Regions from separate parts of the Homo sapiens genome. Here region 2 is linked to region 1. A link is an interaction called in ENCODE POLR2A ChIA-PET data of the cell type or tissue named here. Cell type or tissue: A673. All regions are shown on one strand. Each heading gives the region's core, and the rest is flanking DNA. Links, peaks and the distances in the headings are about the cores only.

Region 1 (2,914 bases), core at 325-2,824:
GATAGGTACCAATTTTATTATCCCCTTCTCTATAGACAAGGAAATAAGCACAGAATAAGTCATTATATGCAACCAGCGTCCAAGTCCTGGTAGTCAAGGGAGGAGAGTGATTCAAGAATGAGGGAATAATCAATGCAGCAATGAAAATTGAAGGCCAAGTTTCATAAGAGCTGAAAATCCCCACTGGATTTGGCACTTGGATCCCTGGTGAGTTCAGGTGCAATTTTAATTAAAAGCTGTGTGCAGGCCAGATTAAGATGTTTTAAGGAAAGTATGGGAAGTGAGAAAAGAGTCCATATTACTCTTGAAAGTTTGTAAAGGGAAGCAGAAACTTCATGGTATAGGGCAGTGGAGCTCTAGAGTCAGGTCTGGATTTTAATTCTGGTTCTGCCATTTGTGTGTGATGCTGAGTGAACTGTGCTAAACGTCCAAGGAAACCTTTGTTTCCTCATCCAGAAAATGAAACTAATACCTACTTTGTAGGGTTGGTATGAAGATTAAATGAGACTAATGTGTGTGAAGTCCCTGGAATACAGTAGGTACTGTATAAAATGAAATTAAGGTTGTGGAGGGTTTGTTTTTAAAGGTGAGAATGTTCCTAGGTTAAGAAGAAGCTACAGCCTAGAGAGGCTGACAATAAAAAGGGTCTATACTGAGAAGAATGGGGTGGTCTGTGGTTTCACAGCTAGTGAAACCGGCTGTGTCTGGTGCTCACTCCACTCTGCAAGTCAGAAGCAAGAGAAGTCAGCCCCAGAGTTTCTATTTGGAGGAGCTTAGAAACAATCTTAGAAAGTGGGTGCTAAGGCAGATTTCTCTTAAGTATGCCTACCAAGCACACTGCCTCCCTGTCTGGGGTGTGCGATTGGTGGTGGATTGGAAGGGAACTAATGGAGATTGTGGGTACGCTCAAGCCCTTAACAAGCCTCCCTTTTCGCAGATCCTTACCCGAGGGCTCTCTAGCAACTCCAGAGCCCTCTAGATTTTCTTCTCACAAGCTTTCATAACCGTCTCTTTTCGAGGGTTTTCCTCTGCGCAGTTCTTCGCGCGGGACCTCAAAGTGCGTGCCCGCTTCCCTTCCCTGCAGCACTAAAGACAAACCTGGCGGGTCCCCCGGAGCGGTCCCAGGCGCGCGCGCTCGGGAGCCCACGGGCCACACCCGCCTCCTAGCAACCGGAGCTCAGGTTCAGCCTAGAGAGAGAGGAGGCCACCATGGACCAGCCAGCCGTCGCCACCGCTTCCACCTCAATAAGGGAAGACCTGGTGGGTGGAGAATCATTCATCACAGCTTCGGTAAGATGGCCTGCCCCTTGCCGGCCTGGCTCCTGCTCCCCTCACCAGGCCCACTACCCTTTTCCCACCGCTCTCTAATCCCAGGCCTTCGTGCCGCTCTCGTTCCCTCTTCCTACCCTTCTCTCCCTGCCCTCACGCACGTCTCCACCTGCGGACCTTCCTTCCTGGTCTTTATTGGACATTTCCTTTGTTTTATTTCTTTTCCCCTTGCTTCTTCCCTTTTCCTTCTCCTTCGCCCTTTGTTTTCTGTATTTTTCCCTTCTTCCCACTACTAATTAAACTGGACAACTGCTTTAATATGGTGATTGGATTTCTTTCCCTTTCCGCTCCATCTGCCGGAAGACTGGGTTTTTCCTTCTGTAGTTTTACTAGACACGTTTTGCTCCGCCTCCTACTTTAATATTTATAAAAATATTTGAAGCTACTTTTGCTACGTTTTTCTTTTAGAGTCTCGCTCTGTCACCCAGGCAGGAGTGCAGCGGTGTGATCTCGGCTCACTGCAACCTCCGCCTCCCGGGTTCAAGGGATTCTCCTGCCTCAGCCTCCCGCGTAGCTGGGATTACAGGCATGCACCGCCATGGCTGGCCTTTGTTACATTTTAAAATAAATGTGGGTGAGGGTTGTTTAACCTAATCTTTTATCTTTCCCCTTAGAGTGAATTTAAAGTGGTAGATAGATGGAATTTAGATCACCTGTCTTGGGCAAAACAAAACAGCAGCTGCCAATTGTCTTCCATTAGATTGATCGCGTTTACTTCTCTCTCCTTCCCATCTCATTTTCCTTATTCTGGGGTAGGGGTGGGAGGCCTGTCTTGACCTGCCTGAGAAAGTTGTATTTCTGTGACTATAAAAGTGCAACAGAGAAGATTCAACATAAATCTCGCGAAGAAGTATCAAAGAAGAAGCTCAGCTTTAGCAGTGTCATGAGAAAATGTTTTTTAAAGAAATTAACATATTTCATAATAAAATAAAGCCCAGTGGTACTCATAAGTACAGTAGATTTAAGTTACTAGACAGGAAGAATGAATTATATCAGTTTTACTGATTATTACTTTTAATGCAGTCCTGCTTGATGACCTATATTTTATAGTAATAAAGGCATTATAAATGAAAGGAGAACTCAACATTTTAATGATTTTATCTAGGACAAACAGCAATATACTAAACGGTTGTGTTCTGTGGACAATGGGCTGAAATAAATATGAAATAATAATGGATGAATGGGTATAGAGTACTAAATATGAAGACAAAAGCTTCCTTGGAAACTGAGGAATACCAAAATAATCAGCTTCTTAACTTGGCAAATGGGATGTTAAAAATTAAAGCTACCATTTATTAAGCACTGATTGTATATGCAAGTCTTTATAAGTACAATGCCTTAGTCTTTTTTTTCCCCCTGAGGTGGCTTCTTGCTTTGTCGCCCAGGCTGGAGTTGCAGTGATGTGATCTCGGCCCACTGCAACCTCTGCCTACGGAGTTCAAGTGATTCTCGTGCCTCAGCCTCATGAGTAGGGATTACAGCCTTCTGAGGAGGGATTACAGGCATGTGCCACCATGCCCAGCTAATGTTTTTGTATTTTTAGTACAGATAGGGTTTCAACATGTTGGCCAGGCTGGTCTTAAAC
Region 2 (2,914 bases), core at 246-2,745, 120 kb before region 1:
AAAAGAAATTGTCTCATGTGATTATGGAGGCTGAGAAGTCCCAATCCATCTGTGCTCAGCAAGCTGGACACCCAGGAGTGCTGATGGCATAATTCCAGTCTAAATCTGAGGCCAAAGGTAGAAGAAATTGATGTTTCAGCTTGAGGACTATCAGGCAGAGCAAATTTTCCCCTAAACAGCCTTTTTGTGTTCTATTTAGGCTTCAAGGAATTGGATGAGACCACATTAGGGCAGGCAATCTGCTTTACTCAGTCTACTGATTCGAATGTTAATCTTCTCCAGAAACACTCTCACAGACACATCCAGAATAGTGTTTTACCAAATATCTGGGTACCCTGTAGCCCAGGCAAGTTGATAGATAAAATTAACACTCACATTTATATTATATGTATTTTGCCACACTAGAAAATATAAAAGACAGAAGAAACAAAGAAATCAGGGAGTCCAACTTCCCTGTTGGATGAGCTGGGAAATGATTTGTCCTGAGTCACACAACTACCAGAGTAACCAGAAGAACCAAACCTGGGTGTCCGTGACTTGGTCCTAAGCCCTACCCCAAGGCCCCTTGTTTGGTGGAGCACATTCCATCACCTGCTCAGCCTTTGCATCTTAGAAATCTTTTAATCTTTTGATTACCCGCTTGGGGTTTCTACCTGGAGGCTGAAGAGTTCTCTCTTCTGCAAGGGTGGGAATGAAGAGGCAGGGGGCACGAGCTAAGGTCCAGCCCGCAGCCCTATCTATGGGGAGGTGAAATTCAAGACACCTGCTCAGGTAAGGAAGGTAGCTGCCCTTTCTTTTATGGAGATAAGGGATTATGTGGGCACTTTGCCCATGATGGATGGTCTCCCTGGCCTACTCCAGAGCTGGTCCTGTGGTCAGAATGTCCCCCATCCTCATCCCCCCGCCATGCATTGAGCATGACCACTAGCTGCTGGGGTCTCCTGGGTATTTGGCCTCCCAAACCAGACTGTAAATGCCCTGAGAGCAGGGATCACATCTTCTTTGCCAATGTTATCCTCCCTTACCCCACCCCAGCATCTGCCAAGCATCTCACTCAGGGCTCAGCACTCAATAACCTGCACAGTTCAGGAAACTCTCACAGATTGCTTCATACTTCCAAGCTCACATATCTTGTCAGAACATGTACCTTAGAAATCTGTATGGTTTCTCTTCAGGTAACTGCAGAGATCCTGAAATGCCAAATCTGGGGAGAGGTAATAAAGGAGGACTTGTGTGAGGCCTGGGAATGGACAGCAGGGTGCATGCAGGATCTGAGCAGCAGAGAATGAGGGCTGTCACAGGCTTCAGAAAATGGGCATGAAAGCCTGGTGCGGTGGTCCTGAAAGCTGTCACCTGGGGACAGCCACCTGCCAGGGATAGTCTAAGGAGGGATCATGTCCATCTCCATACCCAGGGCTGCTTCCACCTCCCTGGGCACATGTGGGGTAGATTGCTCTCAACCTTGCCCTGAGCTTCTCTGCGTCTCCAAGGCCAGAAGATGATGGTAAGATGACAAGAATGAGGGTTTATGGGGTATTGGCCAATGGTCACCTGCCTCATCACCCTCAGCTTTGATCACAGCCAGGCAATCATTGTTTTCAACCCCATTCCTGCCCCAGAACTAAGCCTCTGAGCTAGAATCCATTTCTACCTCCAGACAGAGACCTGTTTGGAGACTTGAAAAAAGTTACCAGCTCTATTGGCTGGGTGGTGGCTCATGCCTGTAATCCCAGTACTTTGGGAGGCCAAGGTGGGAGGATTGCTTGACCCCAGGAGTTTGAGGTCAGCCTGGGCAATATGACAAAACCCCATCTCTACAAAAAAATAAAAAAATTAGCCAAGCGTGGTGGCACGTACCTGTAGTTCCAGCTACTGGGGAGACCGAGGTTGGAAGAGGGGGTTGGGGGCATCTCTTGGCCTGGGAGGTTGAGGCTGCAGTGAACCATAATTGCACCACTGCACTCCAGCCTGGATGACAGAGTGAGACCTTGTTAAGAAAAAAAAAAAAAAAAGGAGAAGAAGAAGAAAAGAGAAAAAATATTAACCAGCTCCCATAGTCCCTTCTAAGATCTTGTCAACAAAAATTGTGAACGACTTTGAAATGGGCAATGCTTCCTGGGTGTCCTTTCAACAATGTCAGGCATTGTCTAGAGTAGAAGACCCTTCCTAGGTTGTCTGATTCTACAGGAATCTGTGCCTTTTATTGTCTTCAATGATGTGGCATCTCTGTAGAGACGTAAGTTAACTTATGGTAAGCTGATGCTTAAACACAAGATTCCTGTTCATAGAAATGCAAATGAAGAGGCCGGTTTTGCATCTATTAGTAAATTCCCTTTAACATCCCTGATTGCCTATATATGTGTCTGTTTCTTGGATTTTCCTGTGAACTGGTTGTAATATCTTACCAGTTCCCTCATTAATTAATCAATTGAATTGAAGTCACTGACATGCTCATTTTATATTTGTTTTTATTTTTTATTTTTAAAATATTTAAAAAAAATTTTTTTGAAACAGGGTCTCACTCTGTCACCCAGGTTGGAGTGCAGTGGCATGATCACAGCTCACTGCAGCCTCGACTTCACAGGCTCAATCAATCCTCCCACCTCAGCCTCCCAAGTAGCTGGGACTACAGGTACACGCCACCATGCCTGGATAATTTTTGTATTTTTTGTGGAGACAGGGTTTTGTCAGGTTTCCTAGGCTGGTCTTGAACTCCTGGGCTCAAGCAATCCTCCTGCCCCTGCCTCCCAAAGTGCTGGGATTCAGGTGTGAGCCACTGTGCCCGGCCTTATTTTATATTTGCATAAGAATTATAATTTTACCTTTTAAAAAATATCCTTTAACAGTTTTAAATATGGGTCTTGTGCTTAAGTTGAAGGAACAGAGAGGGAAAGGGAAGGAGGAGACGAGTGGA

The links. Peaks named below come from ENCODE experiments on the same cell type or tissue, not always from the same donor. Only the 100,000 strongest peaks of a DNase experiment are listed, where the experiment ranks them.
Region 2: POLR2A ChIA-PET joins it to region 1 with 12 read pairs; 5 of 35 experiments call an interaction of 5 or more read pairs at or near these places.

Annotation. Positions count from the first base shown.
Region 1 is chr2:47,153,547-47,156,460 of GRCh38, reverse strand. It overlaps STPG4 (sperm-tail PG-rich repeat containing 4), which reads left to right and starts at 1,153. Exons shown (of 7, transcript NM_001163561.2): 1 at 1,153-1,290. The coding sequence starts at 1,210. RefSeq lists an enhancer at 476-635. In A673, for the core only: no CTCF peak of the experiment used is centred there; no DNase peak of the experiment used is centred there.
Region 2 is chr2:47,275,586-47,278,499 of GRCh38, reverse strand. The region is part of intron 3 of EPCAM-DT (EPCAM divergent transcript); the gene reads left to right. Among named protein-coding and RNA genes, the nearest start is that of BCYRN1, 58 kb to the left of the region's middle. In A673, for the core only: no CTCF peak of the experiment used is centred there; no DNase peak of the experiment used is centred there.